Regions from separate parts of the Homo sapiens genome. Here all the other regions are linked to region 1. Evidence: chromatin loops called from intact Hi-C (ENCODE). Cell type or tissue: MCF 10A. All regions are shown on one strand.

The links. Hi-C counts contacts between places; a loop is a spot of excess contacts. Peaks named below come from ENCODE experiments on the same cell type or tissue, not always from the same donor. Only the 100,000 strongest peaks of a DNase experiment are listed, where the experiment ranks them.
Region 2: a loop joins it to region 1, with 5 times the contacts of the local background. A loop is called at or near these places in 2 of 110 quality-filtered maps.
Region 3: a loop joins it to region 1, with 4 times the contacts of the local background. A loop is called at or near these places in 4 of 110 quality-filtered maps.

What each region holds. Positions count from the first base shown.
Region 1 is chr13:109,267,699-109,275,698 of GRCh38, reverse strand. It overlaps LINC03061 (long intergenic non-protein coding RNA 3061), which reads right to left. Exons shown (of 2, transcript NR_185883.1): 2 at 4,624-8,000. It overlaps LOC130494219 (a long non-coding RNA gene), which reads right to left and starts at 3,496. Exons shown (of 2, transcript NR_185888.1): 1 at 3,280-3,496. RefSeq lists enhancers at 4,224-4,952, 7,470-8,000. In MCF 10A, no CTCF peak of the experiment used is centred here; DNase peaks (open chromatin) are centred at 2,228 and 3,588.
Region 2 is chr13:109,380,672-109,388,671 of GRCh38, reverse strand. No RefSeq gene overlaps it. Among named protein-coding and RNA genes, the nearest start is that of LINC00399, 16 kb to the left of the region's middle. In MCF 10A, no CTCF peak of the experiment used is centred here; DNase peaks (open chromatin) are centred at 4,051 and 4,771.
Region 3 is chr13:110,014,422-110,022,421 of GRCh38, reverse strand. It overlaps a transcript of LINC03082 not described here. Among named protein-coding and RNA genes, the nearest start is that of LINC00396, 35 kb to the left of the region's middle. RefSeq lists an enhancer at 4,059-5,258. In MCF 10A, no CTCF peak of the experiment used is centred here; DNase peaks (open chromatin) are centred at 4,821, 6,981 and 7,491.

The DNA of each region.
Region 1 (8,000 bases):
ACCCCTGGTAACCATAATGACTTCCTAATACCAGTAAATTAACAAATACCGGGGTGCCACCAAATGCATCCCTGAAGTGCCTTTGGTGTGGTCCCCGGCCTGCTGAAACGAAGCGTGGGCCCCGCCTTTGTTCTTCCCCAGGACTTTTCTTGTGGGCTCACAGCACTTTGAATCTCAAATGAGCTGCCTAATTAATCTCCACAACTATCCTGTGAGACTTGTCCATTATCTTCACTTTGCAGATAGTAACAATTTATAGGACTTGGCTGAGGTCACAGGAAAATTAGCATCAGAGCCAGAATAAAATTCTGAGTTCCTAAACCCCTTTCCTCTTATCCTGTTCCCTAGACAACATCATTTCATCCTCTTGGTATAAAATTAGTAAGTGTGGCGGGGCCGTATTGCATCGTAATGAACTACTGTTTGGTACATGTGACCTAGAGGCTAAGGGCTTTTTTTTTTTTTAAATGCACAGTCTGAAAAGGTACTAAAACAATTATTTTTGGAATATGTCTTACAGAATGGCTTTTAGACGCCATGTGCCCATTCGTCTCCATGAAAGGAATGTCATTTACACAACCCACTGAACATCTCCGTGGTTCAGGTAGTCCTGTGCCAGGACCTGGAGAAGACGCTGACCCTCAGGTGTTTTCTTTTTTGCTGATAAAGTGTGGGTGAAATGTGTTGGACTTGGTGCATGCTGCAATAATTGCAAATGAGATGATCTGCACATGAATTTTCTTGGTGTGATTTTGTTTGATCTTTCTCGGTGTGGTTCTGTAATGGCAAGAGACATCTTCCTCTGCATCAGAGTATGAAACATCTTAAAAGGCATTGCATGGCTGAAGTGCAGGTCTGTATTTTTTAGAACTAGCTATTTGACAGGAAAGGGTGTAAATCCACATTGTGTTCATTCAATTCCACAAGCATTCATTGAACACCATCTCATGACAAGCCAGTGCCAGGGGCCGTGAATGGGGCTGGAGGCAGACACATTCCCAGGGTGACTTTAGAGTGGCCTCTCCTGTGTGCTCATTTGGAAAATCAGAAGGAAGATGACGCAGGCTTGATTCTGTCCGGCTCAGATGTTCAAGAACATTGTGATCACTTCAGATAATGTTTATCTTATTTATGATGTTGCACAGATGTTCAAGAACATTGTGATCACTTCAGATAATGTTTATCTTATTTATGATGTTGCACTGACACAGACTGTCAAGGCTGAATTCCTACCCTGCCTGTCAACAAGTAAACAAGTCCTTAAGCGGATTATGGGAACTAACTAAGGAGTAATTAGAAGCATTTTGTCAAGTCACTAGAATGGAATCCCAGGGTGGACCCTTTAGGAGAGGGAGAGTTCTTTGATAATGCAAACACATTCTTTAGATTCCAGGTTCCAGTGTGGCTTCTGGGTGGCAAAGTGAGAGGAGCTTGCTTTGGAGAAGTGGAGCTGGCCTTAGGAAGGCGTGTTTGACTCTGTTGACAATTATCAGTCAGGAGCTAGATCTGGGTAGGACAGTTAGAAACACTGACATAATTCTTACTTTGTTTTGTTGGCCTTAAGAATAAAAATTTTAAAATACAGATGATTATTCTATACTTTCAGGTTTATTATCAACCTGTAGCACTCAAAAGCTTTCAATTATTGTTAATATATTTGAGTTAAATATCAAAGTAATAGGCATTACTTACTTTTAGAAAATTGCAACCAATAAGAGGCATTTCATTTGTCGTGCATTTAACTTTTGAGACATAATGAATAGTTTCCTAAAACTTTTCAAAGCTGAATGTTATGGAAGAAACATTCTCACCATAACTCTTAAAAATTGCATATCCTTACAAGTGAATACCATATCAAAATATGAAAATCATTTCAGATATTTATTAACTACTTAAAACTGACAAATGGTAAACAGAAATGTCATTTCTTTCATTAGTACAGAGAAAGCTCCCTCACTCCTCCCAAATATCTATTGTGATGAATTGGTTGATTATTTTAAACAATGTAGTTGCACAAATAGACATTAATGTGAATGATGATAGCATGTCACTTCTGAGGAATTGCATTTAGGAGGTACGTGTATGACAGCTTATGTGTAATCTTCAGGCTTGTATTTATGCCACAAGAAAATAGACTTTCTTCAATGATTCACTTCATCACAGGTGGCCTACCTACCTGAAAGACATCTTCATGCCAAAGTTGGCTGACTTTCTCATGCACAACGAACCCATATTCCCGTAGGAATTGAAGGATATGACTAATCAGTTGAAAACAGTTCTTTCATTTGTTTAACATGTCAAACTCAGGAACAAGCCCCAAGGTTCAAGTTTTACTGAAAGACTTTTACCATAGTGCTTTTTTGACATAGAAAAGAAAAACAGAACAATAAAAAAAAGAAAGTCAACAATTTTTTCAGTGAAGAGACTCACAGAGATTGAAGGTTCTCCGAAAACATTCAGGCCAATGCATCATTTTACATATGAGAAAACTGAAGTCCAGAGGTGACAAAATTTGACAAATCTACATAGCTAAAATGAAACCAAACAGACTCGTAATCCTACTTGGTGCTGGAGGGAGGCTGCAATCTGGGGAACTTGTTATCCAGACATCCCAGCTGGTAGAGTGTGCTACTACATAGATAAAGTCACTGTGGTTAGTGTCTAGCCTCAGCTTTAAAGTTCTGGAAAATCAAATTTGTCAATATTCCCATGGTTATTTAGAGTTAGGGGAACTAATATAAATTCCAAAATATAAATTTATAAAAGAAAATATTGTGACTTTTCTTGTTCTCTATGTAGAACATGCCCATAATCTTCCATAATCATCCTTATGACATGCAGCATCCTTACAATGACTGAGAAGTGGTAAATTTGGAAGCTTCTTAGGTGAGTGTCGAGAGGGCCGAGGAACAGAATAGTCTCGGGACATCTAGTCATCCCAATTTTACAATTGAGCTATAGGCTGATAATACCACTGTCTCTGTTCTCTAAATAAGCATGGCAAAATTGTGGTTTTCTGAATGTCGTTCATCAATAATCCAAGCTGGCTTTTTCACAGTTAGTGTCTAGATAAGGTTCAACAACATACATGTGGTTTCTCATGGTTGTATTTTATTTACATTCTATTCCCCCTTTCAGACCAATCAATCACCTTGATTGAAGTTCTGACTGTGGTCTTGCTAAGAATTCTTCTGGAATATGATCCCTTTTGCTTGTCTCTTCAGCTTGCTTGGCAACTTTCTACCCACTTTCCTCAAAATTCCGAGACATCAGACTCACCTCCAGTTCATCTCCAGTTCATGTGACAGCTGCTGTCCCTGCTGGTGAAGTGGCTGTGCTGTCTGGGGTATACACCCTGGGGTTCATCGTCACACACCAAGAATTCAGGACACAATCACATGTGGGTGGGTTAGGGAGTGGAAAATTTAATAGATAGAAGAAAGGAGAGAGGAGAGCAGCTCTTAGAGAGAGAGAGAGAGAGAGACATCTGAAAAGTGGGGAGGCAGTGGACCAAAACAGATATAATAAGTTGGAGAAGGCGGTGTCTGATTTACATAGGGCTCACAGACTGGTTCCATCAGGTATGACGTCTACATAGTGTGCGGGGGAAGGCTGGTTGCCCCACCCTAATCTAATTATGCAAATAGGCTTTCCAGTTGATCAGAGCCATCTTCTCTGCTCCTTACAATACACTTGGCTGGCAGGGAAGGGAAGATGGAGCCACCAGTTTGAAAATGTCTAGTCCTTAGTTCCTGCTGGCATTCACCTATGCAAGCTCCCAGCTTGCAGGCTGCTCTTTGTTAGAAAATGACTTGGGGCTGCTTTTCATTAAAAAGAAAAGCCTTACCCAGGACTCCCATGCCCTTGCTATCTGCCTAAGCAATTCCTTCTTAACTCCTATATCCCTGGGGAGATGGTAGGAGTGCTGCCCCTGTCTCCTTGCTTGAGAGGGGAACTGCCCCAGGGAACCACCGCCATCTTTCTCTATTGCCTGTGTGACTGCAGCATGGTGAGGTTCTAAGTCCCTGTACCCCTTTTGACTAAGGATGTTTTCCTTCTTCCCCATGATTTTGCTGGAGAATGAGAGGCAGAATTAAAACGTGCTGCATTTGTATTCAGATGTAAAGTTTGTGTCTCTGCAGAAAGCATTGCTTGTGTAGAGAAGGAAAGCATATTGTTTTAGTCCACAGGGGAGCTAGAAATGTGATCAGTCATCAGAATAAGGCAGATGTGTGCTAAATATTTCAGTCACTTATTAGCAGATAATTTATTGGCTTATTATCAAATGTAGCAAATATTTGCCATGTCTGCTTTGGGTTACTTTTTTTGGGAAGCCTTAGGCCGATTTTTGGCAACAGGGATTGAAAACATTTTACCACTTCCCTTACTGAAAAGGCCTTGTTGCCTGGGTGGGTGCCCAAGTCGTTGGTCTCACAGCTGAGGAAATCGACGATGCAGACACACCAAGGACGAGGTCAGAGCAGAAGCAGAAGTTTAACAGGTGAAAGAAAGAGAACAGTTCTCTGCTGCAGAGAGGGGTCCCAGAAAGGGTTGCCGTCCCACAGTAAAATGAAAGGGTTTTTTTCATGCGCGTCCGTGTGAAGAGACACCAAACAGGCTTTGTGTGAGCAACATGGCTGTTTATTTCACCTGGGGGCAGGCGGGCTGAGTCCGAAAAGAGAGTCAGCGAAGGGAGATAGGGGTGGGGCCGTTTTATAGGATTTGGGAAGGTAATGGAAAATTACAGTCAAAGGGGGTTGTTCTCTGGTGGGCAGGGGCGGGGGTCACAAGGTGCTCAGTGGGGGAGCTTCTGAGCCAGGAGAAGGAAATTCACAGGGTTAATCACTCAGTTAAGGTGGGGCAAGAACAAATCACCATGGTGGAATGTCATCAGTTAAGGCGGGGCAGGGCCTTTTCAGTTCTTTTGTGATTCTTCAGTTACTTCAGGCCATCTGGGCGTATACGTGCAAGTCACAGGGGATGCGATGGCTTGGCTTGGGCTCAGAGGCCTGACATTCCTGCCTTCTTATATTAATAAGAAAAATAAAACAAAATTGTGTTGAAGTGTTGGGGCGGTGAAAATTTTTGGGGGGTGGTATGGAGAGAGAATGGGCGATGTTTCTCAGGGCTGCTTCAAGCGGGATTAGGGGCGGCGTGGGAACCTAGAGTGGGAGAGATTAAGCTGAAGGGAGGTCTTGTGGTAAGGGGTGACATTGAGGGGGTTGTTAGAAGAAACATTTGTCATACAGAAAGATTGGTGATGGCCTGGATACGGTTTTGTATGAACTGAAAAACTAAATGGAATAAGAGAAGGAGAAAAACAGGTATAAAAGGACTAAGAATTGGGAGGATCTAGGACATCTAATTAGAGAATGCCTAAGGAGGTTCAGCATAGTCCTTCCAGCGAAGATTATTTATTTACTTCAAGAGTTAAGAGTGGCAGTTTGGGGATAGCATGAGGAGATATCAGCCATGATGGCTTGGAGAAACAGTGTAAACTGGCAGTGTAAACAAGAGCAGGGCATGTATGAGTAGTTGAGAACGGAGAATAGGAGTATGACTAGACGGAAAATAGTAGGGATGACAAGTTTTTTTGGGGGCACAGTCTAAGTTGGTCTGGTGTCTGGGATGAGACTGGGGCCTAATAAAAAGGAGCTTAAATGGACTGTACCTTGTAGCATTCTGAGGACAGGTCTGACTTCTGAGAAGGGAAAGTGGTAAAAGTATTGTCCAGTTCTTTTTAAGTTGGTGGCTGAGCTTGGTGAGGTGTGTTTTTAAAAGACCTTTAGTCCGTTCTACTTTTCTTGAAGACAGAGGACTATAAGGGATATAAACTGAAAAACTGCTTGGCTAATTTGACTAATAAAGCCTGGTCTGTTATCAGACTGTATAGAGGTGGGAAGGCTAAACTGAGGAATTATGTCTGACAGAAGGGAAGAAATGACTGCGGTGGCCTTCTCAGACCCTGTAGGAAAGGCCTCTACCTATCTAGTGAAAATGTCTACTTAGACTAAGAGGTATTTTAGTTTTTGTGACTCGGGGCATGTGGAGTAAAGCTAATTTGCCAGTCCTGGGCGGGGGCAAATCCTCGAGCTTGATGTGTAGGGAAGGGAGGGGCCTGAATGATCCTTGAGGAGTAGCAGAATAGCAGATAGAATAGCAGATGGAACACTGAGAAGTTATTTCCTTGAGGATAGATTTCTACAATGGAAAGGAAATGAGAGGTTCTAAGAGATGGGCTAGTGGCTTGTAATATGGGGAAATGGGGTGAATGTCAGGTGGATCAGAGAGATGCAGTCATGGGGATCAGGTGTGGTATCAGGAATAATGTGGGAGGCCAGATTGAAGTCTGGGCCAGGAACAATGGTAATTGTGGGACTTAACAAAGAATGAGTACAGCTGAAGGAGCCGGGGAGCAGAAAGTATATGCGTCAGGTATGAGGAAGAAAATAGATTTTGGAAGTTATGAGAAATGTAGAGAGTGAGTTGAACATAGTTTGTGATTTTTAGGGCCTCTAAAATTATTAAAGCAGCGGCAGCTGCTGCATGCAGACATGAGGGCTAGGCTAAAACAGTAAGGTCAAGTTGTTTGGACAGAAAGGCTACAGGGTGGGGTCCTGGCTCTTGTGTAAGAATTCTGACCGCACTAACCATGCCTAGGAAGGAAAGGAGTTGTTGTTTTGTAAGGGATTGAGGTTTGGGAGATTAATCAGACACCATCAGCAGGGAGAGCACCTGTGTTTTTGTGAAGAATTATGCCGAGGTAGGTAACGGATGGAGAAGAAATTTGAGCTTTGGAGGGGGATACCCGATATCCTTTGGAGAATAAATGCTGAAGGAGCAGAAGTATGTCTTGTTGAGAAGATTCAAAGGAGGGGCTACAAAGAAGAAGGTCATCAATATATTGAATAAGGTGAGAAGTGGAGGGGTGGAAAGAAAGTAGATCATGAGAAAGAGCTTGGCTGAAGTAATGAGGGCTGTCCCTGGAACCTTGCGGCAGCACAGCCCAGGTAAGCTGCTGAGCCTAATGGGTGTCAGGGTCAGTCTAAGTGAAGGCAAAGAGAGGCTGAGATGAAGAGTGCAAAGGAATAGTAAAGAAAGCATGTTTGAGATCCAGAACAGAATAATGGGTAGTAGAGGGAGGTATTGAGGATAGGAGAGTATATGGGTTTGGCACCACGGGGTGGATAGGCAAAACAATTTGGTTGATAAGGCACAGATTCTGAACTAAGTTGTAAGCCTTGTCTGGTTTTAGGACAGGTAAAACGGGGGAATTGTAAGGAGAGTTTATAGGCTTTAAAAGGCCATGCTGTAGCAGGTGAGTGATAACAGGCTTTAATCCTTTCAAAGCATGCTGTGGGATGGGATATTGGCATTGAGTCGGGTAAGCGTGATTAGGTTTTAATGAGATGGTAAGGGGTGCATGATCGGTCGCCAAGGAGGGAGTAGAGGTATCTTATACTTGTGGGTTAAGGTGGGGGAATACAAGAGGAGGACGCAAAGGAGGCTTTGGATTGGGAAGAAGGGCAGCAATGAGATGCAGCTGTAGTCCAGGAATAGTCAGGGAAGCAGATAATTTGGTTAAAATATCTCGGCCTGATAAGGGAACTGGGCAGGTGGAGATAACTAAAAAAGAGTGCATAAAAGAGTGTTGTTCAAGTTGGCACCAGAGTTGGGGAGTTTTAAGAGGTTTAGAAGCCTGGCTGTCAATACCCACAACAGTTATGGAGGCAAGGGAAACAGGCCCTTGAAAAGAAGGTAATGTGGAGTGGGTAGCCTCCATATTGATTAAGAAGGGGACAGACTTACCCTCCACTGTGAGAGTTACCTAAAGCTCGGTGTCCATGGTGGTCTACAGGGCTTCTGAGGCGATCAGGCAGCGTCAGTCTTCAGCCACTAAGCCAAGAAGGAGTCAGTCAGAGAGCCTTGGGCCAGAGTTCCAGGGGCGCTGGGAGTGGCTGCCAGGTGAGTTGAACAGTCCGATTTCCAGTGGGGTCCCG
Region 2 (8,000 bases), 110 kb before region 1:
GTGCTGGGATTACAGGAGTGCGCCACTGCGCCTGGCCTAAGTTGTGACTATTCAGATATCAGTTTCCCTCCTATCTGTAAATAAGTTTGTTTCAATTAATAATGCATCCTAAACTCACTGCAGAAAATTTAGAATATGCATAAGGATATGCAAATAAATTTACCCGAAATACTATATGAAAATTTTGTTTCATATTCTGGATTTTTTCTTATGCACAGATGTATATTATTTGAAATAATAGCACTGACTGAACACCCTGTACTGGCACTGTGGTATATACTGAAATTTCATTATCTGATTTGTACATTTAATTCTCATGACAACTTTACATTAACTATGCAATTTTTTATTGTTATCCTTTAGCATCTTACTGTATGTTCTTCTCCATATCATTAAAATTCTTAGTAAATGTTAATGCCTGCATATTTTGTGGGAGGGATGTAGCATTTCAGGTTTATGTAACTCATAAACAATTGGATGTTTCCAATTTTTCATTAGTACAAATAATGTAAATATTTTCACTTTGTCTTACAAATACTGTTATAATTACGAAATTATAAACAGCTACATCTTTTATATGAATCCTTATATGTGTTTTTGGTTGTAGAGTTAAAATACATTCTCAGAAGTGAAATGTAGGGATAAAGCCTAGGAACATTTTATGTAGACAGTATTTTCTGAAGAATTTTCATAGCAAAAGATATTTTACTTAGACCAGATTTGCCTTTCTTTAACTTGCATTCATGGACATGCAAGTTAAGAACTAAAATTAGTTCATTATATAGACTTCTCCCCAAACAGGCAAGCTGAGTGATGTGGAGCCCTTAGTCAATTGGATATTTGCCTCTAGTCAAATTTAAGTTCCTTCTGGAAAGTGGAAAAGACTACCGAGAGGGTGCATCATTCTGGCCATCTCTGATACCCAAGGCTGACCAAGGCTGTCTCTTGCCCTGTGGAGTGGGAAGGCAGTGGGCTGAGTCTTCCTCGGTCAGTGACCGTTTTGGTGGTGCCAATGCCGCAGCAAGTTTCATCAGATCCCTGCAGAGAGGAAGCTGTGCACAAACCCTGCATGGGTGTCTGGAAGCCATGCTGGGGCTGCTGAGTGCCTGAAAACGCTGCACTCACCACCCAGGAGGACAGTTTTCCCAGGCCAATTCCCATTAGAGCGACCAACACTGGCAGCGTTCAGTCAACATCTGAGAGAATCTCTCTGACTCGAGAGTGCCTTCAACATAAGGAGAGCTGGTTTGGGGGCCACATATAAAGTCCCTGACTTAGTAGGTTGCTAACAACATTGTCTTCCTTCTCTTTCTTGAAGGTAGGCACCTGAGTGTTTAATATAGGAAGGTGTTATAAACTTAACTACATGCTATAACGAAGCCTTCATTTGAGAAACCAAAAAGAAGGAAATTAGACTTCATGAGAAAACTTAGAAAACAGTCTTTATCATTTTATCCCAGTTCATACTTATGAGAAGTACCTAAAATATTGAGTAAACTTGAGGATATATCACTGAATCCTGAATTAAGCATTTGCAACATCAGTGAAGAAAAACTGGTTCAATGACGTGAACCCATGAAAGGGCACAAGGAGAAGTAGGAGAAAATTCACTCTGATCTGAAAGTGAAGTGGTAGGAAAAAATCTTGGCAAGATTTTAGGTTTGGTAAACTATTTTTAAACCGTTTCATCGAGGTTTGATTGACATGGAAAGCTGTATATATTTAATATATACAACTCTCTGAGTTTGGGGATAACTAACCATCTGTGAGGCTAATTTGGCAAAATATTTTGAATATTTGGAGAAATATTCAAACCATGAGTGTATGTCGACACCCAACCCACTCTATGAGAAGAAAAATATAGATTTACTCTTTAACAGGTTGATTGAAATATGAATCACGTATAATAAATGGCACATAACTAGGGTGTGCAAGTGGATAAGCTTTGGCATATGTGCACACCAATAGGCCCTTCTGCACTGAAGGAAATGCATAACCCAGTCCCCCAGCTGTTCCTCTCACCCCTTTGTAATCTCTCCTGCCCTGCCTCTGCTCAACCCCTTCCCCAGGCAACTACTGTTCAGCTTTCTGTCACCACTGATTACTTTGCATGTTCTGGAATTATATATAAATGGAGTAATGTCATGCATGGTCGTTTTTGCCTGGCTGCTTTTTCCCCACAGAATTATTTTAAGATCCATTCATGTTTTGGTGGCAAACATTCATTCCCTGTCATTGCTGAGTAGTATTCCACCAAAGCGATTAATTTTTAAACAGATATTGTGTCTCTTAAATTCATATTTATTAAGGCTCCATAAGAGAAAAAAAATGATTCCTGTAACAGTATGAGCTCTTTTCTCCCTCCACCAAGTCAATGAATTTTTCTGTGACATCGTTGCTTCTTATGATTTGAAGAAGCGCTGTTTACCGCATGTCTTACTCTTAACGCTGAGATGCTACGAGGAAGGCAAAACACAAGCACTAATCCACCTTTAGCTGGCCTTTAATTTACGCTACTTTCCACGATGTACACAGTTTATCCCAGGCTGAGCCTCTGTCTCTTCCCTTGCGGGGCCAGCAAGAAATGCGTTAACACTATGGGTGAGGCGCTGGCATCATTATAACCACAGGAGGATGTGAAACGTGTCTTAGCCAGAATTAATAGCAGCAACAGCCAATTCAAATATGGAAGAATGTTTATGGCTAGGAAATGGTAAGATAATAAGAGTTGGTCTTTATTAAACCGTATGTGTCTGGTATTACGCTATCTAATTTGTTTGCAGTCATTATTTTTCACTCAATTCTCCCAACACTGTACATACAACTTCCAAGTTTACATCAGGGTTATTTCCCTTAACATAGAGTGTGCGCATTTTCAGTGTCACTAACAAATTCTTAGTAATCATTATTTATAATAGAGACAACACTTATAGCCAGGAAAAAGAAAAGGACAAATTAATAGAATTTTGGTTTCTATAAAATCCCCTGTGACATACCTTATAAAGCCAAGTAAAAACCAAGCAACCATTCTGGGGAGATCTGACCCAGGGAAGCTGAGCCAGGGAACGCAGAAGGCCACATACATTAGAGGAGCCCACTCTGGTCCTTGACCGAGGCGGTGCGTGTGATCTGTGTATTTGCAACAGTTACAGGGTCCAGAGCAGTAAAGAGAGTACAGGAGCTGCCAACCACCATTATACCCTGTGTGGTTCCCCAGCATCCTGGGAACTTGGCCAACTCATAGCAATTGCTCACCCCGAATGAGACCATGAGGCCCCCACTTCCCCTGGCCTGAATAGTTCAGGCTGCCTTGGGTTTGTGGGCGTCCGCATCAGGAAGATATCTGGTCCTCCTGTATTGTGTCATTAAACACTCCCAGGAACTGAAGGAATGCTATTGATTTGGATCATCTATTCCCCGCAGGAGTTTTAAAACTTCCTATGAGGCCACAAAGGAATCCATATAAAAGTTTATTTTGTGAGAAGAGAGACAGTGTCTTTTCATTCTGCCTTGAGGATGTGCATGGTGCTAGCACAGCAGAGGCATTGCAGACTTGTTAGAAAACTTCAAAAGCTGGGTGTGGTGGCTCACGCTTGTAATTCCAGCACTTTAGGAGGCCGAGGTGGGCGGATCACCTGAGGTCAGGAGTTCAAGACCAGCCTGGCCAACATGGTGAAACCCCCTCTCTAGTAAAAATAAACCTGGCACCTGGTACCTTTAGTCCCAGCTACTTAGGAGGCTGAGGCAGGAGAATCACTTGAACCTGGGAGGCAGAGGTTGCAGTGAGCCGAGATTGCAACATTGCATTCCAGCCTGAGTGAGAGAGTGAAACTCTGTCTCAAAGAAAAAAAAAAAAAAAAAACAGAACAGAAAAGAAAACTTCAGACAAGTTAAATTTGATAGAGTTTAATTGAGAAAAAAAAAAAAGAAATGATTCACGAATCAGGCAGCCTCCAGAATCACAACAGATGTGGAGAGACTCCAGCAGTGCCTTGTGGTCAGAACAAATTCATAGACAAAAAAAGTAAAGTGACGTACAGGAATTGGCAGTGAGGTACAGAAACTGTGAGTTTGGTTGCACCTTGGCATTTGCCTTATTTGAAGACAGTTTGAACACTCAGCAGTCTGTGAGTGGTTGAAGTATAGCCGCTGGGATTGGCCAACACTCAGCTATTGTTACAGGTGCATACTATTATGTTTGGTTTTCAATCTTGTCTGCCTATTAAGCTAGGTTACTGTTCCGTCATGAGGACTCAAATATAGAGGTAGGAGTCCTTCTCAGGCCATCTTCAGTTTGCTTTAACAAGACAAATCCTCACATGGACTGGAGTCTGCAAATGGCAGCAGGCACCTCCGAGGCCCAGGTCAGGCTTCCATCAAAAGGGAAAAAGTCTCAGGTCTACTCTATGCCGATATGTGCTACAAGGAAATAATAATACTCCAAGCTGTATCCAAGGCTTCAATTGCCTCTACCTCTTCCTTGCAAATTATTTAAACTGCTTATCTTAATCCCTGAATGGTGAATTTACTAGCTCTGATAACAGATCGCTTACACATTTAGAGAGTTGAGTTTAGCCCCCAAGGTCCTTGCTGTAGTTGTACTTATTTGTTTGTTTTTGTTTTGTTTTATCTCTAGCTAGAATCTACCTGCCTAGAATTGACACCCATTGGTCTAGGTTTCATGCCTTTGGGTTGTATAAAATGTGTGTGGTCTAACTTCTTGCTTCATTATTAGGCTATGCATTCTGGGTCTCATTTCCCACTGCCACAGTTCTGTTTCCTTTCAGTATATGAGTCACTTCTCCCTGAAATCGCCTGGGGTTTTCTAACATATCTTTGGAATGTGATGTCCTGCATTGTATGCTCCAGCAGGGAGGGCTGCCCCCCTGTTACTGCCCAGGTGAGAAATGGGTGCATTCCAGGGTCTGCAGTAAGACTCATCCTATGAGACAGGTACTTCCCACCATCATCTACCCAGTCCTCCCAACCATCCTATGAGATAGGTACTTCCCACCATCATCTACCCAATCCTCCCAACCATCCTATGAGACAGGTACTTCCCACCATCATCTACCCAATCCTCCCAACCATCCTATGAGACAGGTACTTCCCACCATCATCTACCCAATCCTCCCAACCATCCTATGAGACAGGTACTTCCCACCATCTACCCAATCCTCCCAACCATCCTATGAGACAGGTACTTCCCACCATCATCTACCCAATCCTCCCAACCATCCTATGAGATAGGTACTTCCCACCATCATCTACCCAATCCTCCCAACCATCCTATGAGATAGGTACTTCCCACCATCATCTACCCAATCCTCCCAACCATCCTATGAGATAGGTACTTCCCACCATCATCTACCCAATCCTCCCAACCATCCTATGAGATAGGTACTTCCCACCATCATCTACCCAATCCTCCCAACCATCCTATGAGATAGGTACTTCCCACCATCATCTACCCAATCCTCCCAACCATCCTATGAGATAGGTACTGTCATTTTTTCTTTAGCAACAGTGATGCTGAGGCCACGTGACTTAAGTGGAACAGTGTTGAGCCTGGCTTTCTGATTCTTCAACCTCTCTTACAATTCTTCTCTTCCTTAATATCCTTTTTCTTGTATTTTCTCCTTTCTAATGGATTCTTTGCTCAGCTCTCCACTTTTAGTCACGTTTTGTTAACAATCATCTTCTCCACTCTTTTTTCTTTCTGGTCTCACAGAAATATGAAAAGATGTTCATTTTTCACAGCTCTACTCCACAGTCCATGGTGATAACCCACCATATATATATATATATATATATATATATGTGTGTGTGTGTGTGTGTGTGTGTGTGTGTGTGTGTATATATATGTGTATATATATATGTGTATATATATATGTGTGTATATATATATGTGTATATATATATGTGTATATATATATGTGTATATATATATGTGTATATATATATGTGTATGTGTGTGTGTGTGTATATATATATATATATATATATATATATATATATTTAGAGTCTCACTCTGTCACCAGGCTGGAGTGCAGTGGCGCAATCTTGGCTGACTGCAACCTCCGCCTCTTGGGTCCAAGTGATTCTTCTGCCTCAGCCTCCTAAGTAGCTGAGACTACAGGTGTGCACCACCACACCCAGGTAATTTTTGTATTTTTAGTAGAGATGGGGTTTCACCATATTGGCCAGGATGGTCTCGATCTCTTGACCTCGTTATCCACCCGCCTCGGCCTCGCAAAATGCTGGGATTACAGGTGTGAGCCACCAGCCTATACTTTTTAGCAGTGAACGGAACCTTTAGCTGACTCAGGCACCGCCCTGTTTGTCTCAGCAAACTTACAGGAGTTTGCATTGGGGTTGCTTAGGCCAAGGGATGGGGAAGAGCTGCAGGGAGTGAAGAGCAGAGTCAGATGTTATGGGCTTTTGGGGGCAGAAAAAAGGATATTATGTACCTAAAGAGGGGTGCCTTTTCCTGGGACAGGGAGCGGTTTTTGATTTACAGAGGGAAATGTTGAACAAAGACTGCATTCTTCTGGTTGCATAGGAATACTTTAAAGCCCACATTCAGTTCTTACCACAGCCACCCAAGCAATCTGGAATCTCACACAAACGTGCCTTCTAGACAGGAAGTTTTTATGAACATTTTAGAGAAGACAACAAAAACAAGAACAAAAACGAGAACGGCTGGCTGAGTCAGAATCTCAAAAATCTCAAGATTCTCATGCATTTTGAGAACTTGTTAAACAATATGAATATTCTCCTTGGTAAGTCAGTTAGAAAAACTCACTCTTTTGAACAATAATGCTCTGTTTTTCTCCAGTTGGGGAACTGAAATAATGGAGAAAGTCTCTGCTCTTAATTTCTCTAACCAGATGGAATTTAAAAAGCATGTGGTTCGAGTCATCATTGGGAAAACATGACAAAGATTATGGAACACACATGAATTCCAACTTGCTGGGCACCCACACATTTTCCTTCATTCTTTGAAGAATTGCTAAAATCAGCCATCAAGAACAGTAAACACCAATACTTTGCCTTGAGAGGAATTAGGGGTTTGAGCTAAAATATCTAAAAGACTTGAAATCTGTAATTAAACATAGACTTGGTTTTAAGTTTCCTAATCCTCTCTTTATCATCAACATTCTGCAATAAATTCTTTCTAAACTTCCCCACCTCAGTTTACTAGTTTAGCTCTCTGATGCAATAATCTCCACAAACAATCGTTTTTGCTCAGTTACTTTTCATTAATTTATGGTTTTTCCAGTTTTAGTCTTAACTGGAATAAATGAACATATGACTTTAATTTAACCTATATTTCCTTGCACTTAGAAACAAAAGTGAATAATATTATGTATGCATGTATGTATGCATTTATTTATTCTCAATCCCAAAGACCTCACCAATTTGATGAGGGAGGTTAAGCAAAATGAAACAAAAACATTCTCACCCTTTTACTGTACCTAAACTCAATAGTCCAACAAAATAAAATGAAGAAATGATATTTTAGATAGTATTGTCTTTACTGAAAAGCCAGTTGTAGTCATATTTTGCAGAAAGAGAGTTTAAAATATATAAAAGTAGACGGAGTTGACAATATATACATAATTGATCAAAAGTTTTATAGTATAAATGATTCTTATTATTAGGCGTAGTTATGTTTTATAAAGGCAACACAAACCCAGAATTAGCAAATACTGAAGCATTTCTTCTAGGGGAAAGCCAGAGTTCGTTTCCTTCAAGACTCTGGTCACAATATTTTTGTCAGCTGATCAACATGTAGACTTGTTTTATGTGTGTTTCTGTTTAAAGACACCTTGTTTAATATATATTGTTATTCATCAACGCTGAAGTCACAGGCAGTAGCATTCTAACTGGTGCCTGAATGAAGCCTCTCTAACAGGTGTATTTTCTGTCTCGGACACATCACAGCCTTCCTGCATTTAGACACATTCGACAACACTTTTGCACTAGCTTGGGAGCCA
Region 3 (8,000 bases), 750 kb before region 1:
AGCCCACACTCAGAACACAAAGGATTCTTGGGCCAGGGGAGAGAAAAACACCTTAAAGTTATACCTGTAACAGGGAAACACAAATGTAAATTAATTTCTCAATCAATTCCCTGCTACAAATGTTTACAAAACATCCCAGTAGTCCATCAACCCAGAAGAACATATCAGATTGATATATAGTCCTGTAACACTACTTAGCTCCAATTATACAGTGGCTCCTCAACTTGCAGTAGAATTACATCCTGATAAACCCATCATAAGCTGAAAATACTGCATCAATAATGCATTGAACACACCTAGCCTACTGAATATTGCAGCTTAGCCTAACCTAACTTAGACATGCCTAGACACTTCCATTAGCCTACAGTTGGGCAAAATCATCTAACACAAAATCCATTTTATAATAACATGTTGGATAGATCATATGATTTATTGAATACTGTATCAAAAGTGAAACATAGTGTAGCTGTCTGGGCACTGGAAATGTGGTTTCTAGTGACTGCCTGTCACTGTGGCACCATAGTACAATTAAGAAAACATCAAGCCATCATAAGTTGGGGACCGTCTGTCAATATTTCTGTGTTTCTGGGGCTTTGGCCATGGCCAGGCCCTCTTTTCTCTTTGCTCAGGCCACACAAGGTCTCCTGGCCACAGTCTCACCTCCCTAAATCTATCCTCCATCCTGTGGCCATGGGTGTTTTAAATAATGCAAATATCATCTCCTTACTTCCACTTAGAACATCCCAGGGCTCTTCCTTGCCCGCAGGTTAGGTCCAGGCACCCTTCCCTCTGGTCTCTGCAGAGTCCCATCTCTGTGATCAGCACTGGTGCTCTAGATACACCCACTGCTCCCCATTCCCTTCTCATAACTCTGTCTTTACAAAAGCACCTCGTTTGTCTCCCCTTTACATTCAATGGGTGACCCCCACTCATCCTTAAAAACCGGGCTGGCCATCATCTCCTCCAAGAAGCATTTCCTAAGTTCCCCTGAGTGATTCTGCTGTTTCCTCATGTGTGATGAGGCTGGGACTTGGCCTTATTCTTACGGCATTTATTTCAGGACAGTAAAATAACGTGTACATCTCACTGCTTCTATTACAGTGCACTCTGGAGGGCAGACATCGTTTATTCATTCATATTTATTTCCTGGTACCATGCACCAGTCTGGAAACATCCAGACTCTCAAGGAATTGTGTGTTAAGTGGATTGCAGCTCCTTGAGTAGGAGCGCTGGGGGTGTGGGGGGGACCCTCTGCACAGAACTGCATGAGCAGAAAGAACAAGAGGAAAGGAATCTGCCCCTCTCATCCTACAACTTCTTTGTAAAGAAAATTGCGCTTTAATTTTTCAACAAATAAAGTCACCAGGAAAGGACATGTTTTTCCCATCTCTGCCTGGGTTCTCGTGGGAGAGTAAAGTGGCAGTGAGAAAAGAAAACTGTCCTGGGAAAGCAGAAGGAATATGAATCGCCAGACATCGGCGTCAGGGTGTGTGTCAGCTCCACAGCTGTCAGCTGAGGAGACATCCCCCACTCAGGACATGTTCCCCAGGAAGTAGTCAATGCTGTCGCCAGTAGCATCACCTGGATCATTGGTTAATGGGTCTGAGTCGCTTGATCATTCCATGGCTATCACACTTATTTAATTTTCTAAAGACAGAAATGAAAATACGTTTCAAGAAGAATACCAAAATAAAGTGCTCAGAGAACAAGCTGTCTGTCCACTGTGTTCAAAGCATTCTAGAAAACTGTAAGGGAGGAGAAAGGCATAGCATCTAGGATTGTGTTAAGACCAATGCCACCGCTGAGGGATGTTTACTGCATGTCTTCTTTTCATAAGGTAGTGTAAGGGGAAACACATCTGTCCTTGCCTTCCAAGAGCATATAATCCAGTTACAGATAAGATAGGTGGAAGACCACAAAGGTCTGTGTTGCAAGGTACACAGGGACCTTGTTGCAGGGAGATGTCTTTGGAACACTAAAGGGACCCTTGTACATGGTTGGTGGGGACATATATTAATACAACCACTTTGGAGAACAATATGGAGACACCTCAAAAAACTAAAAACAGAGCTACCCTTAGATCCAGCAATCTCACTGCTGGGGTATATACCCAAAAGAAAGGAAATCAGCATATGGAAGAGAGATCTGCACTTCCTTGTTTATTGCAGCACTATTCGCAATAACGAAGACTTGGAAGCAACTTTAGTGTCCACCAGCAGACAAATGGATAAAGAAAATGTGGTACATATACACAATGGAGAACTATTTAGCCATAAAAAAGAACAAGAGCCTGTCATTGGTGACAACATGGGAAGGAAATAGAAGACATCATGTTAAGTGAAATAAACCAGGCACAGAAAGACACACATCACATGTTCTCACTCATTTGTAAAAGCTAGACATTAGAACAATTGAACTCATAGAGATGGAGGGTACAGGGATGGCTACCAGAGGCTGGGAGGGTGGTTGTAGGGAGGGTGAGTGGAGAGTAGAGATGGTTAATGAGCACAAAAATAGAGTTAGAATGAATGAGATCTAGCGTCTGAAAGCATAGCAAGGTGACTACAGTCAATGATAATTTATTGTACATTTTGAAATAACTAAAAGAGCCTAACTGGAATGTTGGTAACACAAAGAAATGATAAATGCATGAGGGGATGGATACCTCATATACCTGGATGTGATTATTACCATTGAATGCCTGTATCCAAACATCCCATGTACCCCATAAATGTATACCCTTACTATGCACCCATAAAAATAAAAAATGAAAATAAAGGACAGTAAAGGGAGAAGAGGTTGCTTCTTTATTATTATTATTTTTTTCTGAGATGGAGTTTTGCTCTTGTTGCCCACACTGGAGTGCAATGGCATGATCTCCACTCACTGCAACCTCCACCTCACAGGTTCAAGCGATTCTCCTGCTTCAGCCTCCCAATTAGCTGGGATTACAGGCATGCACCACCACACCCGGCTAATTTTGTATTTTTAGTAGAGACGAGGTTTCACTATGTTGGTCAGGCTGGTCTTGAACTCCTGACCCACCCACCTTGGCCTCCCAAAGTGCTGGGATTACAGGCGTGAGCCACCATGCCCTGCGGAGGTTGCTTCTTGTGAAGCGTTCGGAGCAAAGTTTTGGGTGAGTGCTTGGGGACAGGGGAGATCAGGGTGCACAGGAGAGCCGGGCAGCATCCCAGATCCGAGGAAAGTGATGTGGGGAAGATGGTGGGATGAATGTACTCATGTGACTGGGGCAACAGAGTGGGATATAAATTGTGAGCAAATGGAAGATGACCCGCAATGACGGCTTAAACTCTATCCTGTTCCAACATCTACTGCAGGTGACACACTCAAGGTCAGATTTTTAAAAGAAGTGGTATCAACCAACAGGACATTTTGGGATTGAGGACATTTTGGGAACAGAGTTAGAATAATGGTGTCAGCCTCATGTCATTTGAGAAGCAAGGATGATACAATGGAAAGAGCCCTGGACAAGCAGTCGACAAACTTTCCTTCCTGAAAAGTGTTTCTAGTGACAACTCCTCTCCCCTCCTGCAGTGAGCCTGTGGACAAGCCCCTTCCACTCCCCTAGGCTTGGGTTTCCTAATCTATAACATTAGAGTATTGAGCTAAGCCCTTAGCCATCCCCACGGGCCCTTCAAATCTTAAAGTCGGGATTTTTGTGATTCCAGAGGTAGAAGCTGAGAACAAGGATGAAGGAAGAATCAATGATGATTGGGAGATACTGAGCCTGAGTGAAGGAGGAGATGGAAATTATCACTGGCAGGAGCCGGGAGTGATGTGAGGGGTTGATGAGTGAAGATTCTAAGACAGTGCAGTTGAGGAAACCAAATAAGGATTCCAGAAGGACAGGCATTAGGCTGGCTTCCCTTCTGAAGGCTTCTCAGAGGCGGGTCCTTAGCTGCATTGGAAGGAGGAGGAGGAGGGCTTGTTGGATCAATGAAGAATGAAGCGCTCCAGGTGGCCCTCCCTCTCTGCATTAGGACTTGGTGCGGTGTTCTGCTTGTAAGTTCTCTGAGGGCTGTCTCCAATAAGGATGGTGAGGTACTGCAGAAATAGAACTGGACAGTGGGGCAGAGGCTGCTGCTGAGGCTGAGGATGGAGCGTGCTTAGTGATTCGTACATGAGAGGGCAAGAGCCTGGCCAGGAAGTGGGGGAGAGAGACACCGACCCAAGACACACAGGCTCCTGGCATCTGGGTAAGACACTGAATGCTCACAGCCGGGCTTGCTCCGGCCGTGGTTCCATGCTGGGCACAGAGCGGGTGGGTGATCATTATGCTGATGGTGTTGAAGGTCTGTTGTACACTACCGCATGACTGGTGCTGCCCAGCAGCCTCCATGCACAACGCACCTCAGAACGGACTTGGGTTTCTCCTGTTTAGGATTCTTGCCTAATCACCATTCCTTTGCACTATTGAAAAAAGCCAGAGAGACAAAGTAATTGGACCATCTCAGTCGTGTTCAGTTATGTGATGGACATTTTGTCTTCCTCTGCACAACACAAATGGCCCTCCATTCTTCCCCTAACATTTACTGCAAAGCCGCCTTGGCGATACCGATGCCGAGGTCTTGGGGAATGACCACTCAACTCATCTTCTAAGGATCTCAAAGCACATTTACTGACACTTTCTAATTAAGCTGCCCCGAACCTGAGATGGGAATGGGGAAAACTGCATAGTTGTTTCAGTTTTTCTGTAGGAAAAAAGGTACCAGTCATGGACTAGATGAGGCAAACACATAGGAATGTGAGGAGGCGGACGCACTGGGAACCTCAGGAATGAGAGGAAAGAGGTGTGGTCATCCTGCTTCTGGTATCTGAATCCTGGGAGAAACATCCTCACTTCCCTGAAGAAGGGCCCCAAGCAGCACGGGAGGCATCAAGAGCCTTCCCTCTGGAGCGCACGTGCAGCACCAGCTGGGAGAGCTCCCCTGGCTTAGGACGCTTCCCCAGCCTTGGCTCACCTGCTCTCAGAGCTCTCACCTGATGCTTTCACTCAAGACAAATGTCTCCAGAAGCTGCAAGCATCAATTCAAACCCAGCAATTGTCTTCATGATTTCTTCTAACAATTCTTCAACTTAAAAGAAGCAGCAAATAGAATATATAAATGACAAATTCACAGAAGGAAAATATAAGCCAACAAAACACTTGAAACCAAACCCTCCTTGAAATTATCAGTAAGCAAAGAAAGGGGAATGAAAACAGCAATGCAGTGTATTCGTCCCTGTGGAGTTGGGTTGGGGTGGGTAATACTCAACAGTGGTTGTGGCTAACTGGTACTCTTGCACACAGCCGGTCAGAGCTAATATTTATACAAACTTTCTGGGAAGCAAATTAATAATCACAATATAAAGTCTTTAAAATATGTATACCCTGAGACCCACACTTTCATTTCTAAGATCTTATACTGAGGTAACTCTGTTAGATAGTATTATGTTGTAGCTAGGCGTGGTGGTAAATGCCTCTAGTCCCAGCTACTCAAGAGGCTGAGGCAAGAGGATTGCTTGAGCCCAGGAGGTCAAGGCTGCAGTGATCTGTGATCACACCACTGCACTGCAGCCTGGGCAACAGAATAAGACCCTGCCTCTTTAAAAAAAAAAAAAACAGAAAAGATAGTATGATGTTCTGTGTTGAATAACAGAAACTGAAAAACGGCTTCCATCAAATAGAGGTTTATTTATCAATTTTTGTGAGTACACAGTAGGTGTATACATTTATGGGGTATGTGAGATATTTTGGTACAGTCACGCAGTGTGCAGTCATCATATCATGGAGAACTGGGTATATGTCCTCTCAATCATTATCCTTTGTGTTACAAACAATCCAATTATACTCTTTTAGTTATTTGAAAATATACAATTAAATTATTATTGACTATATCCCCTTGTTTTTTGCTCATATGACATGAGACTTAGAAGGAAGTAGTCCAGGGCTAGGATAATGGCCCTGTCATGGTGTCGGGATCCAGTCTCCTTCCCACTTCCTGCCACACCCTCCTTAACCCATGGTTTTCAGGTCTTGGTCCTAAGATGGCTGCCTGCCTGTGCTCATTGTATCCATGTCCCAGGCGAGACAAAAGGAATGGTCAACACAAACATGCAAGAGCACAGGAACAGGCCAGCCACATCTGCTGCTCTCCAAAGGGCCATCCCAGAAGTACCACTCAGTATTTTCTCCTTACACTGTATTGACCAGACTTCGTGATATAGGAGTTGAAATAATTTAGCCAGGGATATTTCCACACTGACCAAAATCAGAGTCATATTAACAAGGAAGAAAAGAAAAATAGATGTAAAGTAGGTAATTTATGTTATCTTTGACAACAGTTATTAAAGATTGCATGCAAATTTTATATACATTATATGATGTATATAACATATAATACAGAGCTATGTATTTATGCGTGTGTGTAGATAGATAAAATGGCAAAATAACTGGAAGACTCCAAAATTAGACGTTTGGTTCAGAGACATTATTTAACCATATAGTATAATTCATGCAATGGAATACTATGTAATCGATAAACATCAGGCCAGAGAAGGTTATTTCAAACTTGGCAAAAGATTATAATGTATTGCTAAGTGAGAAGTAGGCGCCATACGGCATGCATGGCAAAACACCAGTCAGGGAGGAAAAATTGACATATGTAAAGGACCACAGAAAAGTAGCCAGAAAGAAACATACCAAAATGTTAATGGTGATTATAACAGTGGGGAGTGGAATTATGAGTATCAGATGATTTTAAAAATATCTTTGTGTTTTTATTAGTTTTCCAAGGTTTCTGCATTGAACAGATACTGCTTTTGTAATCTAAAAATAAAAAGCAATAAAAAATAAAGGGGCAAGTTTAATTTTTCCTAATGGAGTCCCAAGGAAATGAGTTGTTTCATGGAATTGGGCCAAAGCAACAGTAAGTTGGTTCTGGATTTGGGTGGTTGATATTCAAGAAGTTCAGGGTTTATTTGTGGTAAGCAATCGCATGGCCTCCTGCCAGACGTTCTCGGCCTTACATGTTAGCTCTAGGACAGGTAAACAGATGATAGTTAATGTACTCGGGTTTGTTTCTCACGTCATTTTAATTTCCTATTTCATCGAATGTTTAACATTATTAATTTTTTAAACCACTTGTTGAAGATTAAAAAAAACCAGAATGCTACTGTGCATTGAGCTTACATTTCATTGTTCCCTTGAAATGATGGTTTTATTTTTAACTTTTCATTTCAAATGTTTTCCTTTGCAACTGTAATTGAAACAGCAAAAAACAAAAAAAAAAAATGTTGCATTTCCTGGGGGAAAACAGTCTTCCGAAAATGAGCAGGCTCTTTATGACTGTGCAAACAATACAAGCACAGAGTGTACTGTAAGGGGGATCTATATTTGTGTTATGTACACATCTATATTTATATGATGCACATCCTAATAAGGGCACCCTGCAGCTCTGGGACCAGCTGGAGCCCTTCTGTTTGAAATCATTTAAAGTGCCACTGACGTCAAGTTGAAAGATACCACTGCACCCAGGTTCTAACAGGTGTTGCTAAGTCTGCATTTACTCATGGTTACACACAGCTCTCCACAGCATGCAATAGCACCCACAACCAAAACCCGAGGTCCTCGCTGTCTGTCCTGAGTGCCTGGGAGCAACACACCCCAATAAATTACACATAGGTTGAAAACTTATGCTAAGGGAACCCAATTTCTCTACCTAATGTTTTCAAGGTGAAATATTCATCTGTTTTATAGACTAGGAAGTGAAGTAAAAGGGTGAAGCCCTTTCTAGTAAGTTACCTGTAAACCATGTATTATCCTGGAAAAGTCTTCACCCTTTTACTGAGTCTCCAGGGCCTAGTTTCTCATCTGTGAAATGAGGGATAGGACTCCTGTCTTGTTGGATTGCCACGTGGCAAGGCAGGGTGCCTATATGTAAATCACTTCAGCCTCAATACATGGTGACTGCCCAATAAATGACCATTGTGATAGT